Linked DNA regions of Homo sapiens: region 1 is linked to region 2. Evidence: read pairs that join two places in POLR2A ChIA-PET (ENCODE). Cell type or tissue: Panc1. All regions are shown on one strand. Links, peaks and the distances in the headings refer to the core of each region. The heading gives the core; the rest is flanking DNA. Region 1 has its middle 19 kb from the start of RBM20. Region 2 holds the start of SMNDC1 (survival motor neuron domain containing 1).

The links. Peaks named below come from ENCODE experiments on the same cell type or tissue, not always from the same donor. Only the 100,000 strongest peaks of a DNase experiment are listed, where the experiment ranks them.
Region 1: POLR2A ChIA-PET joins it to region 2 with 5 read pairs; 5 of 35 experiments call an interaction of 5 or more read pairs at or near these places.

Annotation. Positions count from the first base shown.
Region 1 is chr10:110,617,037-110,632,766 of GRCh38, reverse strand. No RefSeq gene overlaps it. Among named protein-coding and RNA genes, the nearest start is that of RBM20, 19 kb to the left of the region's middle. In Panc1, for the core only: no CTCF peak of the experiment used is centred there; no DNase peak of the experiment used is centred there.
Region 2 is chr10:110,304,327-110,320,056 of GRCh38, reverse strand. SMNDC1 (survival motor neuron domain containing 1) reads left to right here and starts at 15,137. Exons shown (of 6, transcript NM_005871.4): 1 at 15,137-15,309. RefSeq lists a silencer at 15,306-15,625. In Panc1, for the core only: CTCF peaks have their summits at 8,299 and 8,508 (motif pointing left); a DNase peak (open chromatin) is centred at 8,486; H3K27ac peaks cover 706 bases.

The DNA of each region.
Region 1 (15,730 bases), core at 2,940-10,939, 310 kb before region 2:
ATTTATTTGTTCACAGTTATGCAGGTCAGAAATCCAGAATGGCTCAACTGGGTTCTCGGCTCAGGATGTTACAAGGCCAAAATCAAGATATTGGCCAGGCTGGGCTCTTATCTGGAGGCTCTAGGTGAGAATCTGATTCCAACTTCATTCAAGTTGTTGGCCAAGTTCAGTTTCTTGTGGTTGTAGGACTGGAGTCCTCATTTTCTAGTTGACTATCAACAGAAGGCCTCTCTCAGCTCTTAAGGCCACTACACTCCCTCTCAAGTGGCTCCACCATCTTCAAGCAAGCAACAATGCATCAAATTCCGCTTATACTTGAAAGAGACTTGAACCCACCACTAGAACCTTTAGAGTAAATCCAGCACACTCACTGTTCCTCACAATCTAAATGATATAACTCCTATGCTTAGAGAATTGGCTCCTTCTCTGTTTATTAGCAGGCTGTGCTTGAGCAAGTCAAGCTATCTAATCTCTCTGTTTTAGTTCCTGATCTAAAAAAATAAAGGTATAACACCTTATAGGGCTGTTGTGAACATCAGTGAAATAACACTTATAAAGTACCTGACACATGGAGATGCTCAGTTAATGAAAGCAGTCAAAACCAGCACCTCTACCACCACCACCACCACCATCATCATCATCATCATCATCATCAGAACAATGAAGACATGAACAATGCTGTTTTAGGCCTCTTTGGCCTAGAGAATGACAAGCCTTTGGTAAAATAACAATGGAAATGAAAATAGTTTGGGGCTCCAAATCCTAATGTATCTGAATTCCTGGGATCCCTGGAGACCCAAGTTCCATTAAAGCATCATGGGTGGTATGTGTTTGGTGGCCCTCTTAGTTTGTTTTTTGTTGCTTATAACAGAATACTGAAACTGGGGAATCTATAAAGAAAGAGAATTTATTTCTTACAATTATGGAGGCTGAGAAGTCCAAGGTCAAGGGGCTGCATCTGGCAAGGGCCTTCTTGCTGGTGAGGACTCTCTGCAGAGTCCCTAGGCAGTGCAGGACATCGCTTGGGAAGGGGGCTGAGTGTGCTAGCTCAGGTCTCTCTGCTTCTTCTTATAAAGCTACCAGTTCCACTCTCATGATAACCCATTAATTCATTAACCTGTTCATAAGGCCCAATCACCTCTTAAAGCCCTACCTCTCTAAATACTGCCACGTTTAGGATTAAACTTCAACATGAGTTTTGGAGGGGACAAACATTCAAACCATAGCACCCTCATTGGTTTTGCATATGGTAAATTAGTGGCCATTCAAATCATTCTACTTTTCTCGTCTTAATTGATAGCTGTTCTTCTGACATTGTTGGGATGAGGTAGGCTCCCTGCTTTGCACTCCCACAGCAACAAGAACTGCCCTCATCACCACCCTGTCTTCTAATTGCCTCTTGCTGGCTACATATTCCATGAGACTGTGAGTGCTCTCTGAAGGTGAGTGTTTTTGTCCTACTCACCATTGTATTCCCTGGATATAACACAGCATATGATAGCATAGCAAGTGCTAATTAAATACTTGTTCAATACATGAATGAATGAATGTCTCCCAGCTCTTTTAATCATTATACCTAACAAGGCAGAAGGAATTAAGTGAATTAGGGGCATTATTAGTACATAGCAATTAAAAATGATAATTGTAACCATTATGTAGGAACTTAAGAAGACAATTATGTAAGAATGCCAAATGATAGAAAAGTTACTTAAACTCCTTTTGGCCACATCCAGAAAATGAGGCTAGCAGCATCTGTAATATTGGTTTGTTGTTATAATTAAATGAGAGAAAATAGGTAAAATATTTAGCATGGTGCCCAATATGAACATGTGTTTCATAAATGGCAGTCATTTTGTTGTTGTTTACAATAATAGTAGGTGAAAGAAAAAAACAGAATGAAAATAGTTATTTTAGAGCTTATAAAATGATAGCTCTATAATTCTACAACTTCAAAGTTTCTATAATTTCAAATTCTATTTCTATAAAAATAACTATCACAAATATTTCTATTTTGTCATTAAAGTCAAAGTGACCTGGGTTTATTACCAATTCTCTGAGCCCCGTTAATAAAGTAAAAATAAGTATTATATCGTACTTGCTTTATAGGTCTTCAGTCAATCAAATAAATTTCTAAATGTGAAAGTGACTTGAAAGTAGTCACCTACTTTTTTCCAGTTCTGTCCTGCCTTAGTTTTCCCCTCTGGTATCCTTGTGATGGGTGTACTGGCCACAAGGGAAATTCTGTACAAAAAGGGAGTCAGTAATTGGAGTGAAAATCAGTATGGGGTTGCCCATGACTTCAGAGAGTCAGAGTGGCCAGCCCTAGAGAGGATCTAGGGAGCAAGCCCAGGGAGTGGGTTCCCACAAAGAGAACCTGGAGATGACTGGGAAGTGGAGACAAATCTACCGCGCTGGATTCTTGGTTTGGAAGGAAGACAGGAAGACCCAGGAATGTAAAATATATATACCCAAGGAGAGCATCCTCATACCACCAGGGCTCAACTGAGGCATTTTTTTGTTCAAAACTAGCTCTAGCTTCCCACTTCCCATACCTAAGCCACCCACAGGCCCCAGCCTATTATTAGTATTGGCAGTTTGGTTCCGAATGACATGAGCCTTTCTTTGACTCTATCCCCAGGCTAAGAAAAACACAGGTCTTGGCTGGTTAAATTCTGCATCTACAGAGTCATAGCAACTGATCAGCACCACGAAGGTTATTCCTGCTGCTGGATGTGTTGCTTTCTGGCTCCAGAAATAGCACGCATTCCTTGCCTCTGTGTGTTCTACCCACTCCCTCTGAGAATACACAGACAGAAGTTGGATCAGGGACCACTCATGCTAAATGTAAACAGTTGGGTGTATTTGGAGTCCTTTTGTTTTAAAAGTCCAGCAGCTTCTTTTGCACCTGTTGGCACAGTGTCAACTTTCTCTGTTTCATTCATGCTGCATGGGAGAGTCAATCATAGCTTCAATTACAAAGTCAACAACATTTGGGAAACCCTGCCAGGAAATTTCACTTAATCCTCATAAAAACTCTACATAATACAAGATAGGCATTATGCACATTTTAGGAACAAGAGAACTGAATTTCAAAGAAGTTCAAAAACTTGAACAGGAGCACACGGCAGAGCCAGGATTCAAAACTAGAGCTTTGGCCTACTGAAAGCCTGAACCTTTCTACAACACCAGATTATAAACATAGAATGTTGGGACTTTAAAGATTGCTTTGTAAGTTTATACTTTGAAGAACTACTGCTGCTCCAAGCATGTAAGAATAATAGATGAAATATGGGGAAAAAAGGTAATCTTTGCTCAAAAGCACAATGAACATCTCCATGGACTACTGAAAATGAACCTGAAAAACAAGATTTTTAAGCAAATGAAAAAATCTAACCCTAAGAAAAAAGCCAACAAAATCAAACAACAGGAAGAAAAATTTAATACAGATAAAATTAAAATAATAAGATTATCTGACAGATACTTTAAAATATGTTTAAGTTGCTCAAACTAAGAAATAATATGTATATAAGAACAAAATAAAGGTGAAATAGGCAGAAAAAAAGGGAACAGGTGAGTAATGAAAAAGAACCAAGTAGGAATCTTGGCAAAAAAATAAATAAACAAAAAAGAGTATTCCACTTTTGGCCTCGATGGATTAACAGAGACCGGATTTACCCTCTTGCCAGAAACAACAAGAAAAACAGAAAAACATGACACAATGGTTTTCAAGACACTTGACATTAGGAAACAAAGAACATGATCCCTGAACAATGGGAGACAAACAAGGTGAGCCCTGTTACTGCTACAGTTTACTGCCTTGAGAAGAGTTCCAGGGCACAATCTGGGGGTAGGGGGTGGCGGGGGCGGGTAGGGGGGTGGTAGGGTGTAGGCAACTAAAGCCCAGTAGCGTTTCTGATTTGAGGCGACAGAGCTGAGAATCTAGCAAGACCAAGACGCAAGTGTTCGCAGGACAGAGTACCAGAGGGGAGAGAACTGCACAGAGACTGAAACCCAGAGATCTCCAGAGGGTCCCTCTCAAATATCCAGCAGAGTACTAATCAGTGCACGTGTGTGAGGTCAGGAGAAAAATCATCTGAAAGGATCTGAGAGAACAGTGTTCAGCACTCACACAGGACCGGCAATAATACCTGTTCCCACCAGAGAGAATGGAAAAACTCCAAATTCAATGGGTAGTGTATTCAAGAAGATCTTGCCTTAGGAAGATCTTCTGAGGAGTAATTAGCCTAAGACTGAGTACTTCTCTGAGTCTGCCTTAAAAATCATAAAAGCAAGATCTAAAAGCATCAAACTGTTTCCAAGTAATAGTTGGAACAAAGTTCAATAAAGTTCAAGATTTACAGGGATACAAAATATCCAGTACCTAATAGGGTAAAATTCACAATGTCTGGCTTCCAGTCAAAGATTACTAGGCATGCAAAGAGGCAGGAAAACACAATCCATCATGGGGATAATAATCAATTAAAACCAACCCAGAAATGGCACAGATGTTAGAATTAGTAGAGGGCATTAAAACCATGATTAAAACTGCATTCCATATGTTTAAAAAGTTAAGTAGAAACATGAAAGATATATAAAAAGATCCAAATAGAACTTGTAGTGATAAAAATTACAATGATTGAGGAAAATAATAGACATGAATGTAGTTTCATCAACTCTAACAAATGTACCACTCTAGTGAAGAATGTTCACCAGATAATGGGGGAGGCTATTCATGTGTTGGGACAGGGAGTATGTGGGAAATCTCTGTACTTTCCTCTCAATTTTGCTTTGAATCTAAAACGTCTCTAAAAACAACATCTTTAAAAAACATATTCTATATATAACATATTTTATACAGAGAAACAAAGAAAAAGATGACAGCAGGTTTCTTGATTTCTCTTCAGAAACAATGCAAGTGAGAAGACTTGGAGTAACATCTTTAAAGTATTGAAAAAAAGTTGTTGACCTATAATCCCACGTCTAGCAAAAATAACTTCCAAACGAAGATAAAATAAAGTCATTTTCAGACACAAAAGTTGAAATAATTTATCACCACCAGACCCATACTATAGGAGATGTTAAAGCAAGATCTTCTAAGGTCACTCAACCAATTAGGAGCACAGCCAGGATTTGAAAACAATAAAATTAACCACAGCAAACATTCAACAAACATTGGCTTATGGAATAACGAAGGACACTCACTTAACCTTCACAACACCCATATAAGGTATGCATGACTTGGCCTTACATTATAGATGAAGAAACTGAGGCCTGGGAAGGTGAAGAAACTTAGCTTAGGGCACACACATGCCAAGGTTCAAGTTCAGGCTTGTCTGAATTTGGAGGGTGTGATCTTTTCCTCGTATGCAAATCTCTTGGGGGCACCAGCAATAAGTGGACCAGAGGGTCCAGCCTCTCTCTGGGAGGGTCCTGGCATCTGGAGATCTCTGTCTGGGCAGCTAAGAGCCCAGATCCTTAGATGGTCAACCTGAATCCTCAGGCTGAGGGAGTCAGTGAAGGAGTAAGTGAAAAGTTGAGACCACTATCCAACAGGTCTGGGGCATGCAGGTGAGCCCAGGCCCCACAAGCTGGAACCATGAAGGAGCTCGTGAAAGTTACTCCCATCCCACAAGAGCAGCTCATCCCACTGGTCTCAGCTCTACCTCTCTAACACCCCCGAAAAAGGGAAGCCAACTCCAACAACACCTTGGTGTCCCTGGAGGTAGTGCTTCCTGCATTCCACATCCCACTGACAGATTGTTGGCTTCCTTTGATGACCCTAATAAAATGTACCAGTAATTATTTATTTTGTCTTAGGAGTGCAAAAGGCTTATTGGGGGAAAAAAAAGGAAACAAACAAAATAATAATTTGCTTTGCCTTAATTAAGAACTCCTGCTTGGAGGCAGTAAAGGAATGACCCTCCATGGCCTGATGATCAAACTCAGGGTAAAAGCTCTTGGCTCTCCACCCACTCCTAGTCTCCATGCCTCTGAACTCTCCATGACACCTTCTCTCTATTAGGTGCTGGACAAGACCTCCCTCACTGCCTTCTGAGGTTTGTTTTTACAACAGTAAGAGCTTCCATTTACTGAAAGCCCACCCTGGGCCAGGCCCCATACCAAGCAAATGACCTGCTCTCTCGCTGATTCCTCATGGCCACCCAGAAGAGTGCCATTATTGTGTCTACTCAGAGATTGGGTGGCTTTCCCAAAGTCACACAGCAAGTAAGTGGCAAAGACTCAAATTGCATGTACTTGCTTCTGAGCCACACTGCCTTAGTCAGCTGAGAGTGAGCCAGGAGACCCCCAAAAGTCAGACAAGGACCCTGCCTTGAGTCAGATATTCCTGGGATGAGACAGGAATTGAAAGTCAGAGTCAACTGCCTTCCCTCTGGGCCCTCTGGCACAGTGATTACCCTCATAAGTCTGGAGTCCAAAAGGCACGGGGTCAAATCCAGGCTGCTTCCAGGTTGCATGGCCTTGGGCAAGGTACTTAAGTTCTCCAACTCTCAGTTTTCCCATTTGTGAAATGAAATAACACCTATCGTACAGTTTAGACTCATAGGGCTGGAACTGAGTCAACTCAGGCAGCAGTGGTGTCAAGGGCGCCCTGTGAACAGGCCACAGCATAGCAGGCCTGAGCAGGAACTCTGGAGACTGACTTCTTGGGTTCAAATTCCATCTCTATCACTTATCAACTGTCTGACTTCAGGCTGGTAATGTGGCCTTTCCAAGCCTCGGTTTCTTCATTTACTAAAAAAAAAGAAAATGGGAAACTGCTTCTTCTCCTTCCCTCTCCTTTCCTTGCTGAACAATTCATGGGGGTGGGGACTGGGGAGGATAACACTGCAGTGACCCAGAGTGAGGGTGTTGGAGTCTGTGGAGGGTGAGGAGGCATCCATTTGGGAGGTGGCAAGTCATGGGAATCAGAATGGGAAGAGGACAAAGCAGTTGTCCCATGGAGGGGCAGCCCAGCACGAAAGGTAAGAGACCAAGTGGGGTGAGAAGGGAATCTGCTGGTGTGGGGAAGTGGTGGCCCAATATGGAGAGTCATAGAACGGGTGGGGCAAGGAGAACATTCATTGGGAGGGGCAGAGGCCCAGCCTAGCATGGGTGTCAGAGTCCAAGTGGAGTGAAGAGGGCGTCCACATGTGGGGAGGCTGAGTTCCCGAGCTGATGAGAGCATCTATGCGTAGGTGACAGGTGGCCTGGAATGGGGGATTTGGGGCCCAAGCGGAGAGGAGAGTGTTTGATGAGGGAAGGATTAGTGGAGGACATGGACATTGGTCACATACAGAGGGATTAATCAAAGAAGGCAACACATTCAGGATAATGAAACCAGAATTCTTGCCACTGGAGAAATGGGCTGCAAAGATGTAAAGGGAGAAAATGAGAATAAATTCTATGGTGTGAAACTGGAACTGGAAGTTTCAGTGTGAATTTATTTCTGTATGTATTTTATCTATATTTATTTCTTATATAGAGAATATAAATAAATCTAGAAGTAAATATGTATCATTTATGTGTACTTTTTTGAAGATTTTTGAAATAAGCACAAACTTACAGAAACTTTGGAAGTACAAGTAACTTCTTTTCTTCCATTTGAGAGTAAGAAGCTGACCTGATGCCTCATTATTCCTGAACACTTTACTGACTTTTTTTTTTATTTTGGAGGTTGGTGGGGTATGAGGACAGTGGGGGAGTATTAAGACAAAGCCTTTCTGTCACCCAGGCTGGAATACAGGGGCACAATCACAGCTCACTGCAGCCCCAAGCCCTGGGCTCAAGAGATCCTCCCACCTCAGTCTCCTGAGAAGCTGGCACCACAGATGTGCCCAACCATGCCCAGCTAATTTTTTTTTTTAGAGAGGCAAGGGTCTCCCTGTGTTGCCCAGGTTGGTCTCTAGTGTGTGATTTATCCTGCATAACCTCAATACAACCTTCAAAAGCAGGGATTTCACATAGTTGCATTACTCTCTTTTAATCCTCAGACAAAATTTTGCCAGTTGTCCCAATCATTTTCTTTATAGCAAAAGAATCCAGCTCCAAATCACATGGTGCATTTAGTTGTCACGTTTCTTCAGCTTCCTTAAATGCTGAAAGATGGAATAGTTCCTTGATCTTCCCTTGACTTTCATGATCTTGACAATTTTCAAGATAACAGGTCAGCCGGGCGTGGTGGCTCATGCCTGTAATCCCAACACTTTGGGAGGCTGAGGTGGGTGGATCACCTGAGGTCAGGAGTTCAAGACCAGCCTGGCCAACATGGTGAAACCCCATCTCTACTACAAATACAAAAAAAAAAAAAAAATTAGCCAGATCTGGTGGCGTGCACCCCAGCCACCCGGGTGTAATCTCAGCTATCTGGGAGGCTGAGGCAGGAGAATCACTTGAGCCAGGGAGGCAGAGGTTGCAGTGAGCTGAGATCATGCCACTGCACTCCAGCCTGGGCCACAGAGTGGGACTCCATCTCAAAAAAAAAAAAAAAGATAATAGTTCAGTTATTTTGTAGAATGTCCCTTAAGTTTCCTCCATACTTGGATTCAGGTTATGCATCCTTGGCAGGAGTATCACAGAAGTGATTTTTCTCATTGCATCTTATCAAGTGGTTCATGGTTTCAATTTGTCCTGTTAATAATGATGTTCATTTTGGTCTGTTGACTAAGATGGTGTCTGCTAGTCTTCTCCACTCCTTTGTAATTAGTAACTCCTTTGTAATCAGTAAGAATTCTGTGAAAAGCCATTAGGATGCTGCTGCATTTGTGCAAACTAGAGTCAGTGGTGGCTTTCACTGAGATAATGGCACAGCAGTGGAGAGGCAGGGGCATGTTTCATAAAATTCAGGAAATACAACCCACAGGCCTTGGTAGCTATTTGGATATGAGGAATGAGAGAAAGGGAGAAGCTAACAGTGGTGCTAACAGAGTTCCCATCTGGGCAGCTGGGTGTACAAGTGCACTTGGTAGGTGTGTAAATTAGCTCTACCATTGTGGAAAGTGGTGTGGTGATTCCTCAAAAAGCTGAAAACAGAACTACTATTCGATCCAGCAATCCCATTATTGGGTATACCCAAAGAAATATAAATCATTCCACCGTAAAGACACATTCACATGTATCTTCATTGCAGCACTATTCACAATAGCAAAGACATGGAATAGACCTAAATGCCCATCAGTGATAGACTGGATAAAGAAAATGTGGTATATATACACCATGGAATACTATGCTGCCATAAAAAAGAATGAGTTCATGTCCTTCACAGGAACACGGATAGAGCTGGAGGCCATCATCCTCTGCAAACTAATGCACGACAGAAAACCAAATACCACATGTTCTCACTTATAAGTGGGAGCTAAATGATGAGAACATGTGGACACAAAGATGAAAACAACAGACGCCAAGGTCTATTTAAGGACAGAGAGTAGGAGGAGGGAGAGGATCAGAAAAAAAATAACTGTTGGGTACTAAGCTTAGTACCTGGGTGATAAAATAATCTGTATAAGAAATCCCCGCTACACAAGTTTACCTATATAACAAACCTGCACATGTACCCCTGAACCTAAAATAAAAGTTAAAAAAAATAAAAATTGATATTCTGATTGTCAAATATAAATGGAAAGTTAAAAGAAAACTTAAAATAGCTAAAAACAATTTTGACAAAGGAAGAAATCCAGAGGACCTACACTACTAAATCTGAGAATTACCATTAAGTTACAGTCATCAAGACAGCTTAGTATCGATGGAATGACAGATATAGAGATCAATAGATGAGAATAGAGTGAGAAATAGGCCTATACATATAGGGTTAATTGATTTTCAGTGGTGCCAGGATAATTCAATGGGAGAAATACAATCTTTTTAACAAATGGTATTGAATCCAATGGATAGCTTCATGAAAAATAATTAAACCTTGGGCCGAGCGCAGTGGCTCATGCCTGTAATCCCAGCAATTTGGGAGGCCAAAGTGGGCAGATCTCTTGAAGTCAGGAGTTCAAGACCAGCCTGGCCAACATGGTGAAACCCTGAGTCCACTAAAAATACAAAACTTAGCCAGGTGTGGTGGCAGGCACCTGTAATTCCAGCTACTTGGGAGTCTGAGGCAGGAGAATCACTTGAACCTGAGAGGCAGAGATTGTGACACTGCACTCCAGACAGAGTGAGACTCCATCTCAATAAAATAAAATAAAATAAAATAAAATAAAATAAAATAAAATAAAATAAAATAAAATAAATTTTGACCCTCACTTCACACCATACACAAAAATTAACTGAAAATGAATCATAGACCTAAATGTAAATGCTGATTATAAAATTTCAAATAAAAAATAGAAAAAAAATCTTTGCACAAACTTTAAAGATTAATAAATTAGAGTTCATTAAAATTAGAACTTCTGCTCTTCAAAAGCCACCATTAAGAAAATGAAAAGGTAAGACACAAACTGGAAGAAAATGTTCATAGCACATATATCTAACAAATAGCTTGCATCCAGAATATAGGAGGAACTTTACAACTCTATATTAAGAATGCAAATCAGGAGACTTTTTATGATGAGCAAAAATTTAAAACATAAAAGAAGATAAGCAAATGGCCAAGAAGTACTTTTAAAAAGCTCAACATTGTTAGTTACCAGGGAAATGCAAAGTAAAACCATAATAAGAGCATCGTACACCCACCAAATGGCTCAAATTTAAAAGACTGGTGATATGAAATGTTGGTGAGGGTACAGAGGAACTGGAACTCTCATATACTGCTGGTGGGAAAATAATATGATGCAACCACTTGGAGAGCAGTTTAGCAGTTTCTAATAAAGTTCAAATATACTTACTATACAACCTATACAACCCAGAAATTGCTCACCTACTGAAATTAAATTCCTCCAGAAGAATTTAAAATATGATACATCTACACAAAGACCACTATACAAATGCTCTTAGCAGCTTTATTCATAATAGCCAAAAACTAGAAACAATCTAAATATTCATCAGTAGTATATGGATTTTAAAAATTGTGGTATGTTTATATGATGGAATATTACATAGCAATAAAAAGGAGTACAATAGCAACATATGAATTTCAAAAATGTGTGGAGCAACCGAAGCAAGATACAGAAGAGTATATAATGTATTATTCCATATATTTGAATTTCTAGAAATGAAAAATCTCATTTATGTTGACAAAAAGCAGATAAATGGTTTACTGGGACCAAGGGGACTGACTACAAAGGGGCATGAGAAACCTTTTTGGGGGTGGTAAAAATGTGCTAATTTATCTGAGGTATGTAACTATGAGTAGAATTACTAATCATAGCGTGGTTGTATGTTCTGGTTTATGGACCATCAGACCTTTTCCCAAAGTGGTTATACCAATGGTGGTGGTTTACACTCCCACCAGCAGTATACAAGAGTCTCAGTTGCTCTATATCCTCAACACTTGATACTGTGAGTCTTTTTAATTTTAGCCACACTGGTGGATATGTAGTAGTAATTTGTGATTTTAATTCACATTCTCTGAAGACTTTCCAATGTGTATTGGCTTTGGGAAATGCTTTTGAGACCTTTTGCCCATTTTGAAAATTAAAATTGAGTTATCTGTATTTTTCTGATTATATTGTAGAATTTCTTTGTATAATGTGGAATTGAGTTGTTTGCCAAATGTAAATGTCAGTATAGCTTAACTTTGTATTATTCTTTTTATAAGTGAGGATGAACATCTTTTTATTAAGAACCATTTGTATTTCTTTTTCTGAAGAGTCTTTATCCTTTGCCTATTTTTAAAATTGTTTTGGCATTATTTCATATAAATGATAGGAACTCTTTATATATTAAGAAGATTAGCCTTTTGCCTTAATATCAATGGCATGTTTTTTTCTTAGCTTGACACTTGTCTTTTAGCTTCGCTTATGGTGTACTTTTTGGCCACGCAGGGTTTTTTTCTTTTTTTTTTTAAAGAATTTATCAACCTTTTCTTTTAGATGTGTAGTCATTTTTACGTCCAATGTCCCCATTAGATACCAAAGAGAGGTGATGTCAGGCAATGTCTAGCCGCCTTGGACTGAGCCTATGGAAGGGCCTGAGCTAGTAGGGAGGGGAATAGGGGCTCAAGTCCTCTTTCTGCTACTTATGAGCTGTGGATCTTTAGGCAGGTTACTTTACCTCCCATTGGGGCAGTTTCTTTTTCTGCAAAATGGGGATATTAGGGCCCACCTTACAGAGTTGATGTAACAATTAAATGAGATATTGTACGAAAAGCACCTAACGCACAGCTAGCACAGAGTATAAACACTCCATACAAGGTACTTCTCTCTCTCTAAATGGGGTGTGTATGTGTGTGTGTAACAGGTGTAAATAAATGTGTGTGTGTCTGTGAGTGGGAGGAAGCAGGGCCCAGCTGTAGGATACAACACACAGTTGGCTCAATTACTCGTGGCCTCAAGATTAAAAAGCGGCTCCAAGTATTTACAGGCCCCCGGATAATTGCAAATCCCACAGCCTGGCTCCAGGCCAGAGCACTCTGCCTACACTCCCTTCCCCCACCTCCTCCACTGGTGGTCAGAACCTGGCTCCCCTACTCCCTCACTGGGATGGCCTGGCCCATAGATACCCAGAGGATCTGAGACTCCAGGGTGGTCTTGAAGGGGAGAGGCTGGGGCCTTGGTGGTCTGCTAAGCCTTCTGGAGATCCCCATCTGGACTGATTGCCTGCTCTGGGGACCTCTCCAGGCAAGGAGATCAGTGTACAGCCAGTGAGTAGAGGGGCTCCACATGGCCTGGGGCTCTCCCCCTTGACACCTTGGCTCAGCCAGACTTGCAAATCTCATTCCTCAACATACTGGAGTTCACAGAGCAAGTGGGGCTTTATGTCTCAGTGTTGCTGAGAAAGGGCCAGGAATTCCCTTTTTGTATATCCAATTCTTCCAGAGTTCTGGGAGAGCTGGCAGTTTAAAGAAGTCCTGCTGAGAATCTTCTAGGCAGACCAGGTTACCTCTTCCCTGTGGAGCTTTGTGAAGCTGTTTTTCTCTGACTTTGCTAAAGATGAGAGGTGCATAGACACCTCTGGAACCAGCTGGAAAGTTGGCATGAGGCCAGGGAGGTCTCTTTGTTTCCCCAGTAGTGCCAGTCAGCCTCACAGGGCTCTGGTGCTAGGAAAGGGCTCATGGGCAGCAAATCCATGCTCCTTCTTGTCCTACTCACTAGGGAAGTGGGCACCAAGAAGGGATATGATTTGCCTGAGGTCACTACATTAGAAGCAAATCCAGGCAGAGATCTAGAAACCAGGAGCACACTCTTTCCTCCCTTCAAGTTCCCAGCATCAGGCATAGGGTCTTTAGTGTAATGGGAGCTCAAAGTGATGGTTGGCTGGATTCAAACACCAGGTTTCCTGATGGCTGATCCAGTACTGATCTAGTTCTCTCCCAAGATGGCCCTGGAAATATTCTATGCAGAGAAATACTTTGTAAGATCCTTGTTGAGGGTAGCTGTGGTAGATTAAAGACGGCTGCAAAATCATGGCTATTCCTCCATGGAGAGGTGGGGCCAAATTCCCCTCTGCTTGAAACTAGGTTGGGCTTAGTACCTCACCTGACAAATTGAATGATGTGGAAGTGATGTTCTAGGACTTCCAAGGCTAGGTCATAAGCAGCTTAGCAGCTTCTACTTTAGCCATTAGTTAGCACTCCCTCTTGTAAACCTGAGCTTCCATGTAGGAAGTCCAGCCACGCTGAGACCGCCAGGCCAGAGAACTCACTTGCAGGCCTCTGGCTGACAGCATCTCTGAGTCCAGCCTTCTCACTTCCCCTAAACACACACCAGACACGGGAGCGATGCCGTCTTGGGCCCTCCAGTCCATCTGCCCTCTCCATCCCACTTAGGCAACCACCACTCATTAGTGAGTCCTGCCTGGATTTCCGATCTTCAAATTCATAAGATGCAATCAAATGGTGCTTGTTTTAATCTACCTGAGTTTTGGTGACGTTTGTTACACAATAATAAATAACTGTAGGAAAACTTTCCCTCTTCAGGAGCTGCTGTTGAGCCCATTCCAGAGTGAGTACATGCAAACTTACCCAGCCCCAAATATTACAAAGGTAACCTGGCTGCCAACTGGCACAAAAAGCTAAACCTAAGTCTCACATAGCGAGCACTGCACGCAAGGCACTCTGTTCACACATAATTCTCAAGCCACCTTTTTAGATAGTTTCGTGTGATGTCTCCATTTTACCAGAGAGGAAATGGAGGCAAAGGTTAACAGACTTGCCCAAGACCACACAACTAACAAGTTGCACAGCTGAGACTCAAAACCCACGCCTTTTTCCAGAGTCTATGTGTATTGTCTCCCTCGATGAGTGGGTGCTTCCTGGGGCTCTCCCCACTTAGGAAACATCATGCCTGCACAGGCTGTGTGGGTGACATGAGGGACTCTGGAGTAGACGTGAGAGTGAGAGTTCCAGTGCCCAGGAGAGCTGCCTCCAGGGTGATGAATGAGTCCAAACCCCAGGCCCAACCTCGTTCCATCCACCCAAGCCCCCTCCTCAGGCCCCTGCCACAGCTGCCACCATCACAGCCTCCTATCCAATTACAAGCCCCAGACTACCCCCCTCCCTACCTCCTCCTCCTCCTCCTTCCAGTCCACAGGAGGGCAGAGACCCATCCTTCCTGGGAACAGTGCTAAAGCTGGAGCACAAATCTGTCAAAGGCCGTGCCAGCTGCTGTCATTGCTGTGGCCCCCGCTTGCTGAGCTCATTCCCTGGGGTCCAAGGCAGCTGGTGCTGAAGAAGGACAGGAATGAGGGCCCTGCAGTGAGGATGTGTGGAATCCTGCAGTTGCCTTTGTTTAGATGTGTCAGACCACACCAGGCCTGGGCTCTGCACCTGCTGCTGGAGGAAGTCACCTCCTACCTCCCATCCAGTACATGAGCATGTACACACACACAGTGCCACCTCTACCTTCCGCTCAGGGTGCGCTCACTCTCTCTCACACACACACACACACACACACACACACAGAGTGTCTCCTCTACCTCCCACTTCAGTGTGTGCTCACACACATACACATACGTATGCTGACATAGTGTCACCTCAACCTCCCACTCAGGGTGTGTTTATACACAATACACACTCACACACACAGAGTGTCCCTTCTACCTCCCACTTCAGTGTTCAGTGTGTACTGACACACACACACATCCAGTGTCACCTCTACCACCCATTCAGCGGCCTCCCACACAGTTGGGTCAGTGTGTGGAGTGATGTGGAAGCTCCCACATAGGCCTGGTAATACTGGTCTTTCCCGCTTAGTTGGTGACTCTTTCCTAATCTATTTTTATTTTCAGAGATGGGGTCTCAGAGTCTCAGGGCCTCGCTCTGTTGCCCAGACTGGAGTGCAGTGTTGCAATCAGGGCTCACTGCAGCCTCCAACTCCTGAGCTCAAGGGATCCTCCTGCCTTAGCCTCCCGAGTAGCTGGGACTACAGGCGTGTACCACAACAGCTGGATAATTTTTTTTTAACTTTTTGTCAAGACTTTTTTCACTTTGCCCAGGCTGGTCTTGAACTCCTGGACTCAGGTGACCCTCCTGCCTCAGCCTCCTGAGTAGCTGAGATTACAAGCATAAGCCACCATGCTCGACCCTGTTCCTAATCAGTTTTCCCATCAGAAAAATTGGTTAATCAAAGCATCAAACTTACAGGTTTTTATATTTCAGGTCCTTACCAAATGATTGTTGAATAAAACCAAA
Region 2 (15,730 bases), core at 3,784-11,783:
TTTCAAATTCAACATATTCAAAACGGGAATATGCCCACCTCAGGGTCTTTCCACTTGCTGTTCCCCCTGTATGGAATGATCTTCCACCAGGTATCCACATGGTTCACAATTCTCACTCCCTTCAGGTCTCAGCCCCAAAGTCAACTTTTCAATGAGGCCTTCCTGACCGTTGCTATAAAACAAATACAACTCCTTCCCTCCTTTGCACTACCTATCTCCTTGCTCTCCTTTGCTTTTCCCCATAGCACTTATCTTCACGTAACTAGTATCTGCTTTTTAAATTGTTGCTGTCTGTCTCCCCTCACTACCATATAAGGTCCGCAAGAGCAGGGCCTTTTCACTGCTTTCTCCCAAACACTGAGCAAAGAGCATGATATAGAGTAGGCGTTCAATAAATAGTTGTTAAATGAAGGTTGAAACTACTTGAATCAAAGTGAGATGAAAACTTGCGTAAGGAAGGAACACTAATATTTACAAGCCATGTGGTAGAACAAGAGCCTATAAAAACAAAGAGTTCCATCAGCCAAAGGGAGAAAATCCAGGAGAGAATAATGTCACAGAAGCCACAAGAGGAGTTTTCTTTCCGACCCCCGGCTTTTTTCTTTTTTTTTTTTTTTGTTGAGACGGAGTCTCGCTCTGTCTCCCAGGCTGAAGTGCAGTGGCGTGATCTCGGCTCACTGCAAGCTCCGCCTCCCAGGTTCACGCCATTCTCTTGCCTCAGCCTCGGGAGTAGCTAGGACTACAGGCGCCGACCACCACGCCCGGCTAATTTTTTGTATTTTTTTTTTTAGTAGAGACAGGGTCTCACCGTGTTAGCCAGGATGGTCTCGATCTCCTGACCTCGCGATCCGCCCGCCTCAGCTTCCCAAAGTACTGGGATTGATTACAGGCGTGAGCCACCGCGCCTGGCCTCACAAGAGGAGTTTTCATAAGGAAGGTGTCAAATATTGCAAAGATCAAGTGAATGGCAGAGTGGCTCTCTGAGAGTTAGGAGGGCTTTGATGACTTTGTGTATGACAGTCATTTCAGTGATACAGTGGAAGACTACAATGGGCTGAGAAGTGGCAGCAAATAGAAACATAAGGTCAAAGGCTAGGAAAAGGGGCTAGAAGGGAAGCAAGGCTGAAGCTGCAGGAATGAGGGAATAATGAGAGAGGAAAGTTGGGGAGAGATAAGCTTAGCCCAGCTGGAGCTGTTTGCCTTGGACAAGAGCAAGGAGACTTCTCCCTTTGACTCTGAGATGCAAGAAAGGAGGGGAAGAAGGGTTTCTTTGATATAGAGTCAGGGCTGCTACATATGGTTATATTGGTCATGTCCTGTATGTGGATCCCTGGCTGAGAGGAGCATTCTGCTCTCCAAGCTATAAGCCCTGATGTGGGGCTGTGTCTACCTAGAGGAAGAGGCATCCTTAGTCACGTACTATCTAAACATGTCTCTGTGGCATCACATTTGTTGAAGGGAGGGGGTACTTTTGAAATGAGAGGAGTTTTCCCTTATCCCCTTCGCAAAGCATGTGACAGGGCTGTGGCTTGCTTTTTTGGTATCCTGCTGCTCAAACTCCTAGCAGAAACATGCAAACAGGCAGGTCATGGGGAGTGCTTTTGGGCTTTGACCCCATGGCAGCATCTAAGGTTAAGTGTGTACAGCTCCCAAAGCCCCAGTGGGCGTGTGTTACAGTGCGCTCTTTCACTTTTGCTATCTGCAGGTGGCTTGTGTTAATCTGCTCAATTAGACCCTCTGCCTTATTGCAAGGACAGAGGATTTCTGTATCCCAGGTTCTTGCCTTAGTGTATCGGAAAAATTGGGTCACACGTGGGCTTGGAGGATGGGTGCAAAGTTTTTTATTAAGTGGTGGAAGTAGCCCTCAGCGAGATGGATGGGGAGGCCAGGAGGGAGATGGTGTGGGAAGGCTGTCTTCCCCTGTCCCCTGTCTTCCAGTTGGCTGGACTCTTCCAACCGCCCCCCCACCGAATTCCAAAATGTCCTGTCATCAATGGCCTGCCAGCGTCTGCTGGTGTCTGTCGGTGTGCTCCTCTTCTCCTCTGATCCTCTTGGCATCCAGCCGCTTGTGTGTAGGCCCGCTAGGATCTTCAGGTTTTTGTGGGCACACGATGCGGGGTGTGGCAGGCCAGGGTGGTCTTGGAAAATGCAACATTTGGGCAGGAAACCAGGAATGCTTGTCCTCCCTTAGGTCCTTGGGCGCAGGCCCGAAGGTGGAGCCCTCACCAGGGACCTCACCCTTCTCTACCCAGCACTTCCCTGCCCCCCTCTCATATCGCCTTTTTCTAAAATTTACAAAAGTGTCCTTGTATTGAACTTACATATTTTTAAATAAATATGCCATAAGGACTCTTATGAGATCTTGATTTCTCTGCTTTTTAAACATACGACACATCATATATCGAAGAAATAAAATATTACAGACATAATGAAAAGCTTTCTGTAGTACCCCAATGCCCCTCCTTCTTCCCCGGAGACAACCACTATCCTGAAGTTGGTATTTTTCATTTTCATGCATGGTCTTATACTCTGCTACCAATGTGTTCCCATAAACAATATGAAATATTTTTCCATGACTTTAAAATTTGTATAAATGGTCTCCAGCTATATATATTATACTGAAATTTTCTTTTTGTTGTTGTTGCTTAACATTTTTTTGAGATTTATCCATGTTGATATTTGTACCTCTAGTTCATTTTTTTTCATTTCATAAAATATTTATTCAATACTCCATTGAATAAATATACCACACTTTTCCCAGCAGTTTCCTGTTGATGGGGATTCAGGTTTTGTTTTAAAGTTTTCCTTTTTAAAATTAAAGCTGAAATCAGTTTTATGTGTCTCCTTATTACATATCCAAGAGCTTCTCTAAGAATAGAATTGCTGGCTACAGGAGCACCCACCTTACCCTTACTAGATAATGCCAAATTGGCCTCCACAGTGGGTATGACCATATGTAGTTCCACTAGTCGTGTATGAGTGTTACCATTTGCTGAGTGTTTTCTTTTCAGACTTTAACATTTTCTCCTACCTGAGGGGCTATAGTTTTTGTGGATATATCCCTGATTATTCATAAGTTTGAGTATTTTTCATATGTTATCAGCCATTTGGGGTTCTTTCTTTTGTAAATTGTTTGTTTAGATAACCTCCTACTTTCCTTCTTTCTTCTACTTTTCATTTTTCCATTGGGTTATTTATTTTCTAAATGATACATAGGATTTTTAAAATTATTATTATTATGGCTACTAATTCTTTATCACAAGTAACTTCTCATGGTCTGCGGATTGTCTTTAACTTTTTAAGAATGTCTTTGTATACATGATTTACATTTTAATCTAGTCATATTTTTTCAGTATTTTCAAGGATGAATAAAACCTGAAGGTGTATGTGCTGGGGGGGGAAGGTATCTTAGGAAATTCTTGCCAAATGATCTTTCTTTTCTCTGTAAAATGAAAGGGGAGGACAACTCTTAGATATAGCTGTAGAGTTCCTGAGATTCCACCTTCCATCACCTTGTATTAACTGAGTCCACACCAAATGCCTAGACCTGGGAGTTGGCTGGGGTTGAGGGGAGGGGGACGAGGTAGGATTTCATACATGGAACCCTGCCTTACTAGAACTTACCATCAGAGGACTAATAAGCATTAGACTGTGTAGCTCTGAAATACTGCAGTAGAAACTTGAGGAAGGAGAGATTGGGATAGGATTGAGTAATTGTCTATGGACTGGATTCATCAGGGCAGACAGACTGTATGTCAAATGTTATGACTCCTGTACACTCAGGAATCACAGAGTCTTAGGCTGCAATGAAATATAAGTAAGAGTATTCATGGATAATATCTTAGTTAATGAAAGGAGAAGAAGTATATTAAAGTATAATATATAAAATTATATTGAAATTATGCCTACAAAAGGTATCTTTACATTTATATTTTAAACCATGGTATTATATATAGTATATATTATATTTATAATTATATATTTATATTTTATATTTAAAACCATTAAAATTTTTTAAATTGTGGGAAGTTTCATTAAAGAAAATTAATAGATAACTGGTGGTCAATTGACCATGGAAGGAAAATCTTCATCTATAGATTTCATATAAATATTTTATAAGGAGATTTAGATATAGTAGTTATAAAAGATGTAACAATTTTGTATTTTGATTAAATATGTCTTAGGTTGAATTCATTAAATATTAACAGTATCAGAAGTGACTAATTCCATAAAACTAGGTATTTCACTTTATGAATGTGATGTGCACACAAACTAATTTGTCTAAATGACCTTATTATGTAAAAGAATATGACATATGTCCAGAAAAAACTTGCTAACAACTTTTTTTAATTCCTACTGTTGGTTAAATATCTTCATTTTTAAAAGTGTTTAAAACTACATTTAATAAATTCTGAAATTATTTTTTAAAGATAATAAATAAATGTATACAGTTAAAACATCTATCTCTTTATCTGTATTACATTTAAGTGTTACACCAATAAAAAATGTTCATGAGGTGATATCCTACATAAGGCAATGAGGTAAAGTAGGTTGGGAATAACTATTCTGGTAATTTTAGGTAAAATAAAAACAAATTTTAAATGTGGGGGGAAAAATAAACATAAGGAAGGAAATGGAGGCCCACTGAAATTAAGGTCTCTCTGCAGAAGGTCTCACAGCTAGTGAGAGGCAGAATCCATACTAGAACTACAGATTCCCATCCAGGGTGCTGTCTCACCTGCTCATTAAGAATGCTGACATGGGGCCGGGCGTGGTGGCTCATGGCTGTAATCTCAGCACTTCGGGAGGCTGAATTGGGTGAATTGTTTGAGCTCAGGAGTCCAAGTCCAGCATGGGCAACATGGCAAAACCCCATCTCCACCAAAAATACAAAAAATTAGCCAGGCACGATGGCACATACCTGTGGTCCCAGCTACTCGGGAGGCTGAGGTGGGAGGATTGCTTGAGCCCTGGAGATGGAGGTCGCACTGAGCCAAGATTGTGCCAATGCATTCCAGCCTGGGCAATAGAGTGAGACCTCATCTCAAAAAAAAAAAAAAAAAAAAAAGAGGTCTGGGCACGGTGGTTGATGCCTGTAATCCCAGCACTCTGGGGGGCCGAGGTGGGCGAATCACCTGCTGTCAGGGGTTCGAGACCAGCCTGACCAACATGGAGAAACCCCGTCTCTACTAAAAATACAAATTTAGCCGGGCATGGTGGTGCATGCCTGTAATCCCAGCACTCAGGAGGCTGAGGCAAGAGAATTGCTTGAACCCAGGAGGCAGAGGTTGCGGTAAACTGAGATTACACCATTGCACTCTAGCCTGGGCAACAAGAGCGAAACTCTGTCTCAGAAAAAAAAAAGAATGTTGACATATCTTCCTTTGATGGTAAAATAGTTTTGAGAGTGATGTGAAGAAAAAACTAATTAGTCAAAACAGAACATCAACACCCCAAAAAAGCCCATGACCATTAAATGTGGCACAGAAACTGTTAGAAACAGCTATTATATTCACATCCATTTGTTTGTCTTATGAGGATATAGGGAAATATGTTATCTTCATTTTTTTTCCAGATAAGATGCAAAGAACATGTTCAATACTTTCATAAGCCACAGGATCAATGGCCACATGTATCTATACATCATAGCTACTTTCTTGTCTCAGTTACATGAACATTGTTCTTCTACTGAAAGCCAGGTTAATTGGTTCTACTTAATGTTGCCTGTAGAGACATCATCAGACTTGGGCAGCCAGTAGCGCTGAAAATATAGACCAGAGCTATGTTGATTAAATTGCTCATAACCAAGCTGCTATTACAGCTCTCATTTTTCATATCTATATACTTACCAGCACAAATGAATGTAAAAATCACTTTCAATTGGCTGTAAAAAAACATGCTATCACTAGGATTAATCAGAAGTTCTTTCCATAATGAAAATGCCTAAAACATTCACTCCTTACTTTTTACTATAGTAATAAACTTATGAAGAAATTGATGTCATGTGTCCAAGTGTCAGAGAAGTATTATAACACCAATTACAAGAAATCTTTAGAATATTTGCCAAAGTCAAATATAGTGTTCACTGATACCAAAAATATACTTTCTCTGTGTTCTCAAGGAGATCAAATGTAGTCCAACTAAACAGTCACGTTATCAAGGAGGCTCATCTCGCCAGGTGTTGAAGATGCAAAGAACAGGATGTGACTACCCCCTACCCCTTGGATATAATGTCTCAAGGCTCCCAGTTCTAAACCCAGTAGTCCAGGGTTCTCTTAACAAATATAAAAAGACTAAGGGAGCAGAAAAGAGAAGCAAGGAGCTCTACTCCTGAAAGCTGGTAAGTTGTCACCAATGCCCATTAGAATTGGGTCTTTTGGTGGGGCGTGGTGGCTCACGCCCGTAATCCCAGCACTTTGAGAGGCTGAGGTCAGGAGTTTGAGACCAGCTTGGCCAACATGGCGAAACCCCATCTCTACTAAAAACACACAAAAAAATATTAGCCCGGCGTGGTGGCGGGTGCCTGTAGCCCCAGCTACTCGGGAAGCTGAGGCAGGAGAATCACTTGAACCCAGGAGGTGGAGGTTTGGAGATTGTAGTGAGTTGAGATCGGGCCACTGCACTCCAGCCTGGGTGACAGAGTGAGACTCTGTACCAAAAACAAACAAAACAAAACACAAACAAAAACAAACAAAAAACTGGGTCTTTAAAGGCATTCTTCCAGGCAGGGAAGTGGGGAAAGGCATGTGAGGTAAAGCAGACACTTGGAGCAAAGGCAAAAATGCATGAAAAGACAGGGCAGGTTTACATAAGGAGTGTGTGCCAGTGCTAAGGCTGTGACAGCATCCCCAATGGCCTTATATGCTGGGCTAACCAAGGATTTCAATGAGTAGGTGTGGGCTTGCTAAGATTGGTGTTTCCAGAAGATCAATCTGATAACCAAGAGTGGAGGATGCGTCTCAGGAAGGAATTCATTCTTAGGCTATTGCATTAGACAAAGTGAGAAATGATGGCAGTCTGGTTTGCAACACAGGGGATAGAGGAAAGAGAATACATCCAAAAGACTTTCAGAGGGTCTTTAAAACTAGTTAAATGACCATAAGGGAGGAAAGTGATTTCTTCAGCTAAAACTAGAAAAAAAAATTAGGAAGAGCATCAGTGTCACAAAATACAATAAAAGCCAAGGTCAGGCAAAAATATCAATTTAAAATCTTCTTCCTAGCCAATCATACATTTACTACCTGCAAATAGGCTATTTTCAGAAAATATCATTTATTCTCCGTTTTCTTTCTCTTTTTATAAAACTCACTCTAATGGCTTTTTGATGAGATGGAGTAAATCATCACCAATTGTGCCAAAATATTTTGGAGTATTCTGCAACAGAGGAAATGCTTAATCTTTGTACCTGAGATGCTTCTGCATAAGCAAACTCTCCTACAGCATAAAATATATATATATCAGAAATCAATTTGAAACAAACATATCATCTGCAGGAAGTGCTGAGGCATTTCTCCATTAGTTTTAATCCAAGGAAAACAAGATGAGAAGGTGATGTTTCATGATCTCTAATATGGGTAGCTTTTGCAAGAGAGACAATGTCAGAGATACCAAAAATAGGGGTGATACTCAGAAAGTACGTCGTTTTCATCTGTGTAGCAGATGTTATGGTATGCTTCCCAGATTCCCTCTTTAGGACTGAGGTACTCATCTTCCTAGCAGTTGGGAGTGCTAGTAGCTGACAGCTCTTAGCTGAATTGCTCTTAGCCCCTTTCACAGGGATAGCCCCCATCTATTGGCTGGTCAATTGATGATGGGTGAACATAAAGCCCTGGCCCCTTGACTTAAGGGACAGGGGCATCTCAGTTACAGAAGGGCCATCCCAGTTCCAGAGCTTCTATGGGACTGATTAAGGTCCCTATTGCAAGCGCATAACAGTTCACCTTCTTCCTCTGTCCAGTCCTGCCCATCAGCCGTCACAGGTGATGTTCCCAAGGGCACTCTCCAAAACTTTACCTTTCGCACAGAACTTAGAGTCCTTTCCCCATGAAACCCAATGTACAAAGCCAACCAGGACCACCAGGAGCCTTTCATGAGCAATAATTACAGAGGATGAGAGTGTCACTACAAAAGTCCCTTGAACTCTTACAGGTCTTTAACAAAATGAGCCACACTTCCTACTTATGCTCTAAGACTAATAACACAGAGATGTAAACAGCATTACAAGTGGTCTATAAAGGGCTTTAGATATAGAAGAATTTATAAAGGAAGGAATCACAGGAAGGCCAAAGAAAAACATATATATTAGAACCAAAATGGAAGTTGAGCACAGAAAACTTGCTGTTCTTCATCATTTGGATACTGCGAGCCATAGTTTTTTGGGGGTGTTTGTTTTTCCCTAACTCCTCTCTCCCCACCACGCTACCTGGCAATATTCCTTCACTAAGGCTGGAGGAGGTGGGGGAGGGGGCGGAGAAATCAGACATTGAAAGATTCCTGTATCCTGACTGCCACCTAATGGAATCTTTGAGCATTAAGGTCTCCATTGTGTAGTTTTTTGGGGTTTTTCAACTGCTGACATATCAACAAAATGGCAAATGTGACCATGTCAAATTATGCCCACTAGTCTTCATGGGGCAAAACTCTGGGATTCATTTTGGTTTTTGGAAAAAGTCAAGTTAACTGCCTTATTTTTTCCTGTCTACATTTGGGAATGTACATCCCCTGCCACTCATGGTTGTTCAGTTTAAGCAAACTTCATTAAAAGATTGCTCTATTATCCACTGTGCAATACAAATAATGTGGACTATTTCACACCATTCCTCTTTTTTCTAAGATAAATGATCTGTAAGTGACATGAATATGGGGTGGGGAATATCCAGATAAGAAAGGTACTTTCAGGGGCTGTGATGCAAACGAATCCAATGAATTCCGAGTTTAAAAGACTGTCTTAAGACTGCTGCTGGAGCTGCTATACGAGAAAGTTAAACAGGGCCAAAAAATGAAAAAAAAATTCCTATCACAACATCAGAAGGCAAGACCCACTTGACTCTCCTGCATGTGGGGAAGTCAAAGTAATTCTTTCACATTAATCATGCTTTCCTTCCTGCCCTTCAAAGAGCTCCTGGTGACTGCTACAGCCTCCTGCCCACATCTTTCCTGCTAAACATTGACCCATCTGGCTTTCTATTGTCTTTTGTTTCTGACAATGCTTTTGTAATCTCCTGTATTACTTCTGAGCTTGTTAAGCTATTGCTAATGCCCAGAGTTCCCTGCAACTATCTTCTGCTCTTCCCCATCATCCCCAAACACACACGTACACACCTCCCAAAACTATTCTAAAAGGCGTTTTAGCCAGTCTATCTATACTTTTCATTTTGAAAAATTTGAAACAATCACTTCTATAGGACACTTCTATAGTCAGCATAGGACATTCTCCTAAGAAGCCATAAAATAGTTTTTACATCTAATAAAATTAGCAATAATTTAATATAATCTAATATTGAGTCCATATTTAAATTTTCCAGTGATCCCTAAATTTTTTTTACAGCTTTGTTTTTCAAAACCAAGATCAATCAAGATTTATCCATTGCACTTGTTACATCTGATTACCTCTTAATCTAGAACAGTTCCCACGCTTTTCAATGTCACTGACCTTTGGAAGAATTTAGGTGTTTTCTTATACAATGTCCCATATTCTGGATGTAATTCTTCCCTCATGCTCAATTTACTCATTCCTTTATGCCCCTATTTCTTGTATACTGGAAGTTGGGTCAATAAACTTGATTGTATTCAGGTTAAGCATTTTTGGCAACCCTCCTTCACAGGTAATGCTATTAGTGCTTCATGTTGCATCAAAACAACAGGCATATAAAATCAGGTTGTTCCACAATTAGCGGTGCTAAACTTGATCTCTGGGTTAAGTTGGTGACAGCTGAATTTCATCATAGTAAGGTATATTTCCCCTTTGTAATTATTGGATAGTCTGTGGGGATACTTTGTATGTAGGTGTGATACTTTGACATTATGCCAACATCCTCCTTTTCCCTACCTCCTTTCACCAGATGGTTTTTAGCTTCTCTTGATACTTGCCTGAATTATTGGGAATTGCAAACGGTGATTTTTCTGATTCCGTCATTTTATTTATATGAATTGGCTGGCATTCTTCTTTAAAGAGAAACTCCCTTCCCAAACTCTTTGAGTATCACTCTGGACTTAATAGATTTTTAAAATGTATTGAAGGCTTTGATGATCTATGAATTATTATTATTTTTAGTGGCCAAATTGACTCATATTTGGCTAGTGGAGCCCACTTGAGCTGGGCTCTGTGGGCTTTTAAGTTGACCTTATTCATTTTGGGGCACTTCCCTGATTTCTGGTAAGGTATTTCAGGCTTAACTTTCTTTTTTTGTACTTTATGCGCCTGAAACCGGAAATTAGCCATTTCTCTAAGAAACATTATTTCCTCTTAGTGGGGATTGGTATTTAGATATCAAGCTGTGGGCATTCTCTAGGGGGGTGACATTGCTTCTAAGAAATATACATATGAAAAATTCTAATTCAATTTAACATCAGAGGTTTTAACATCAGTTTTTCCCACTATAAGAGGAAAGAAGTACAAATATAAAAGAAGGTGGATCTTCTTTTAAAAATACAAAAAGGATATTTGTATTTCTTTCCTCTTAGAGTTTCTACTAATAAATTTCTTGTTTGTTTTATAGTAGGCCTGAGTTTCAAAATTACATTACCAATACCACTACTGGCAATAAATATGTGGTGTTTGAGGGCTTTTGCTTGTTTTTGTTCTTTTTGCTCTCAGAATATAAACCACTAAGAATGTATGGTTGGAGTACTATTAAGCACCACTTCTAAATAAGTAGTAAAGAACTGCCATTTCAAGGCCAGGCGCGGTGGCTCACACCTGTAATTCCAGCACTTTGGGAGGCCGAGGCCGGCGGATCAGAGGTCAAGAGTTTGAGACCAGCCTGGCCAGCATGGTGAAACCCTGTCTCTACTAAAAATACAAAACAAAATTAGCCGGGCATGGTGGCATACGCCTATAGTCCCAGCTACTTGGGAGGCTGAGGCAGGAGAATTGTTTGAACCTGGCAGGCAGAGGTTGCAGTGAGCCAAGATTGCGCCACTGCACTCCAGCCTAGGCGACAGAGCGAGACTCGTCTCAAAAAAAAAAAAAGAACTGCCATTTCTGGCCAGGCCCGGTGGCTCATGCCTGTAATCCTAGCACTTTGGGAGGCTGAGGGGGGGTGGATTACCTGAGGTCAGGAGTTCAAGACCAGCCTGGCCAACATGGTGAAACTCCGTCTCTACTAAAAGTATAAAAATTAGCCAGGCGTGGTGGCAAATGCCTGTAATCTGAGCTACTCAGGAGGCTGAGACAGGAGAATGGCTTGAACCCAGGAGGTGGAGGTTGTAGTAAGCCAAGATTGTGCCACTGCACTCCAGCCTGGGCGACAGAGAGAGACTCCATCTCAAAAAACAAACAAACAAACAAACAAACAAACAAACAAACAAAGCCTGACATTTCTTATCCTGTAAAGCCTTAGACTATAATCTTTTTCAACCTGAAGAAATTCTCGTTTTCCGTTTTTAGTGGCATATTTTTGTTTTTTAGTGGTACAGTCTTCTGTTCCTCAATGGTACGTGTAAAATACAGAATAATTGAAATGCACATCCTAAGGCTAGCAGTGCAATACAAATTTAAGCAAACAATTCAGGATTGCTATGACTGATGAACATCTGAAGACCTGCGCTGACCAACACCATTTTCAGGTTGTTTTCCATCAACTTTAAATGGATGATGCCACCTAAGCTTCATCCCAGGATATATGTGTTCCATGTACTGTATCCAAAAACACTCAATAAGCACAAAAAGGCAAGTAGCTTGTCCTGCAGCAAATTATGCAAAGATTCAAATCACTTATTAGGACTAAAGAAAGGAGCATAAAACAATTACTATGATTATGTACACAACTCTAATTCATCACCTTTGGCATTTGGTCAAGATAGAAAAAACGCGGCCAAATCTGGGGCTACTTTTAGTCAGGAAATGATACAATAAAAGCTGAGATAAAGAATGCAGTCTCTGCCCCAGGGAGGTGGCTCACCCTGTAATTCCAGCACTTTGGGAAGACAAGGTGGGCAGATCACTTGAGCCCAGGAGTTTGAGACCAACCTGGGCAACATAGCGAAACTCTGTCTCTAGCAAAAAACAAATAATACAAAAATTAGCCGGGCATGGTGGTGTATGCCTGTAGTCCCAGCTACTAGGGAGGCTGAGGCAGGAGGTTTGCTTGAGTCTGGGAGGCAGAGGTTGCAGCGAGCTGAGATTAAACCACTACACTCCAGCCTGGGCAACAGAGTAAGACCCAGTCTCAAAAAAAAAAAAAAAAAAAAAAAACCTATTTGACCAACATGTATTACTTTATTGCATATTCTTCTGCTTTACAGTGGGCTGGCACATTTCCAAAGAGCTATACTTAATTTTTTTTTTTTTAATTTAGGCCAGGCGCTGTGGCTCAAGCCTGTAATCTCAGCACTTTGGGAGGCTGAGGCGGGCGGACTGCCTGAGGTCAGGAGTTCGAGACCAGTCTGGCGAACATGGTGAAACCCCATTTCTACTAAAAATACAAAAAAATTAGCCAGGCGTGGTGGCGCACATCTGTAATCCCAGCTACTTGGGAGGCTGAGGCAAGGGAATTGCTTGAACCAGGGAGGTGGAGGTTGCAGTGAGCTGAGACTGCACCACTACACTTCAACCTGGGTGACAGAGGGAGAATCCATCTAAAAAAAAATTAATTTTTTAAAATTTGTGACAGGATCTCACTATGTTGCCCGAGCTGGAATGCAGCGGCTATTCACAGGCACAGTCAGTGTGTGCTGCAGCCTCAAACTTCTGGATGCCCTTCTCAGCCTTCCAAGTAGCTGGGTGCCATCATGCCATACTTTAATTTTCTTTAGTAGAAAGGAAATAGCTGTATATTCTGATGACAATTTGGAGCCTTTACATTTTATTTATTTACTGTCTTTCAATAAAATAAATATCACGTTTCAAAACTAAAGGTTTAAGATACTTTTTTTTAAATAAACATGATTAAGTTTGAATGCAAATGTTTTAAGAAAAATCAGACACTGAAAGTAAATTTTGACACTTCAAAGGAAATAGTAATTCAGAAAGCCTATTTGAAGTATTGCTCTTAGTTTTGTCTGCTCCAGTTTTGTCTGGAGCAACACCGCATACAATTGTGAAAATTAAATGAACCTGTGTAAAGTGCTTAGAATGGTATCTGGCACATACAAACTGTTATTTCTTTGTGAAAATTAAAATTCAATATAGCTTTTCTTTATAAATGAATGTTGCATAGATAAAAACAATCCTAAAAACAATCCTGAAAAAATTATTAAGATGGTATAGAAATCTATGATGGAACTTATAATGAATATTTGCCTATTTTCTGATCTATGGGGTTCAGGAAAAGTTCTCATTTAAGAGATTTTTACACAATAAGGTTGACTTTATATTCAAGGAAGTTCCTCCTCGCATCGGTTCTTAAAACACACAATTACAATAACAGAAGTTCTCTAAAACTACATTTTATTTTAAACGAATATTTATTTAAAAGCACATGCTTTCTGTTTTGTCTGCCTTCTTAATTCTAGCTACACACTGCTGCCCTCTGCTGCAATTTCAATCTTTCACACTCACAAACCCGACCTAGTTTCCATCTATACAGGTTATCTGACTCACTGCAAGGGTTATGTGTGTGTGTGTAGAGAACAAAAGGGAAGGCTCCTTGAAAAGAAAACTAGGAACTAAAGATGTTGGCACAGTTCAAAAGAGCCCATCTGAGAAGTGGGCCTTTTTTTTTTTTTTTGAGACGGAGTTTCACTCTTGCTGCCCAGGCTGGAGTGCAATGGCACGATCTCGGCTCACCGCAACCGCCGCCTCCAGGTTCAAGCGATTCTCCTGCCTCAGCCACCCGAGCAGCTGGGATTACAGGAATGCACCAACATGCTCGGCTTTTTGTTGTTGTTGTTGTTGTTGGTTTTTTTTTTTTGTATTTTTAGTAGAGACGGGGTTTCTCCACGTGGTCGAGCTGGTCTCGAACTCCTGACCTCAGGTGATCCGCGAGAAGTGGGCCTTTTTATGGATCCAGCAACAAACTCCCAACCTCCCAGGAAAGGTTGCTTCCTGTCATCTATATAAAACTTTGTGTCTCAGGCCTTTATTGCTTTTTTAATTGAAATAAATTATATATATATGGTTTAAAAAAAAAAGAAAAGGAAAAAGGGTAAACAGCAAAGAGGGTAATCAATAAAACATTTGGCTTCCACTCCAAACCTCTGAACAGTTTTGTGTATCCGTCCAGAAAGCGTATATATTATTACAAACATACACAAGGGGCATTTCTTTTTGAACACAAATGTGAGTATTCCTACCACTCTTTACCATTCTAGACTAACTTGGACGTTGTTCCCTATCAGGCGAGATTAACCCAACTAAATTAAAACCAAGTAGGTTTTAACAAAACAGATTTTAAAGAAATCAATCTTCTCTCCAATAGGTTATTTCTGTCACGATTTAATTAGCTTTCTGTTACTACTAAGGCTTGTATCATATAAAGTAGTGGTTCTCAGGCTGGGCGCGGTGGCTCACGCCTGTAATCCTAGCATTTTGGGATGCCGATGCAGGAGGATAGCTTGAGCCCAGGAGCTGGAGACCAGCCAGGGCAACGTAAAGAGAGCCCCCACCAACACCCCCCGCCACCCACCACCACCGCCCCGGAAAAGCAGTGGTTCTCAAACGTCAGCGGACATTGGTATCATCTGGTGAGCTTATTAAAACAAGAGTCTCTGGATTCAGGAGGTCTGGGGTGGGGCTTGAGAATTTGCATTTCCAATAAATTCCAAGCCGGAACTCCAGGAAGATAACCTGCATTCCGCGCCTGGCGAAGCCCAGCTACGCCATTTCCTTCCTAGGCCCCGCCTACTTCGTGTCCCTGACAGCCAGGGACTGGCTAGAGGGCGCGCGGAGTCACGTGAGTCGAGCGACCTCGCGCGAGAGTTTGTATTTCTCGCGAGACTTCACCGTCTCTGTCTTTTCCTCCTTCCAGTGCCCGGCGTTCCTCCCTTCCCCCTCGCCGCCGACCGAGTTCTTCCTTTTCAGACCGGGTCGCCTTGCTGTCGTCGCGGTGATTTTCCTGCTACTGCTACTGCTGCTGCTGCCACCGCCACTACCACTGGGCTCATTTGCCCCGACCCCTTCCCGCCGCCCCGCCCCCAGCCCCACACAAGGTAACAACCCCCCTGAGGGAGAGAGTAAGGCCTGGCCGGGCCCGGGTCCCTCCCGAGGTGAAGCGGAGGCCCAAGGCTGAGGAGCCCGCCTCGCCGGAGACGCCCAGGCGCTGGCCCTGGATCCCGGAGCCACGGCCGTCTCTCAGCCAGAGCTGAGCCTCGGCGGCCCGGCCGGCGCTGGCCTCCGTGCGGCGGCGGCAAACACGGCCCGCAGGGGACCGGGTCGGGTGGGGCTGGGCGCCGCGCGGCTCCCTGTGGAGCCTGCCTGTTGGAGCGCGGCGGGGCTCCGGCGGTGGTCTTGGAGCTGGCGTGTGGATTTCCACGTCCGAATGATCGAGTTGTGGCGGGCTTTGAGGTGCTGCGTGGCGGGGAGGAGAGCAGCCTGGGTCGCTGTAACTCTTAGGGGGCCTTTGCAGGCTCC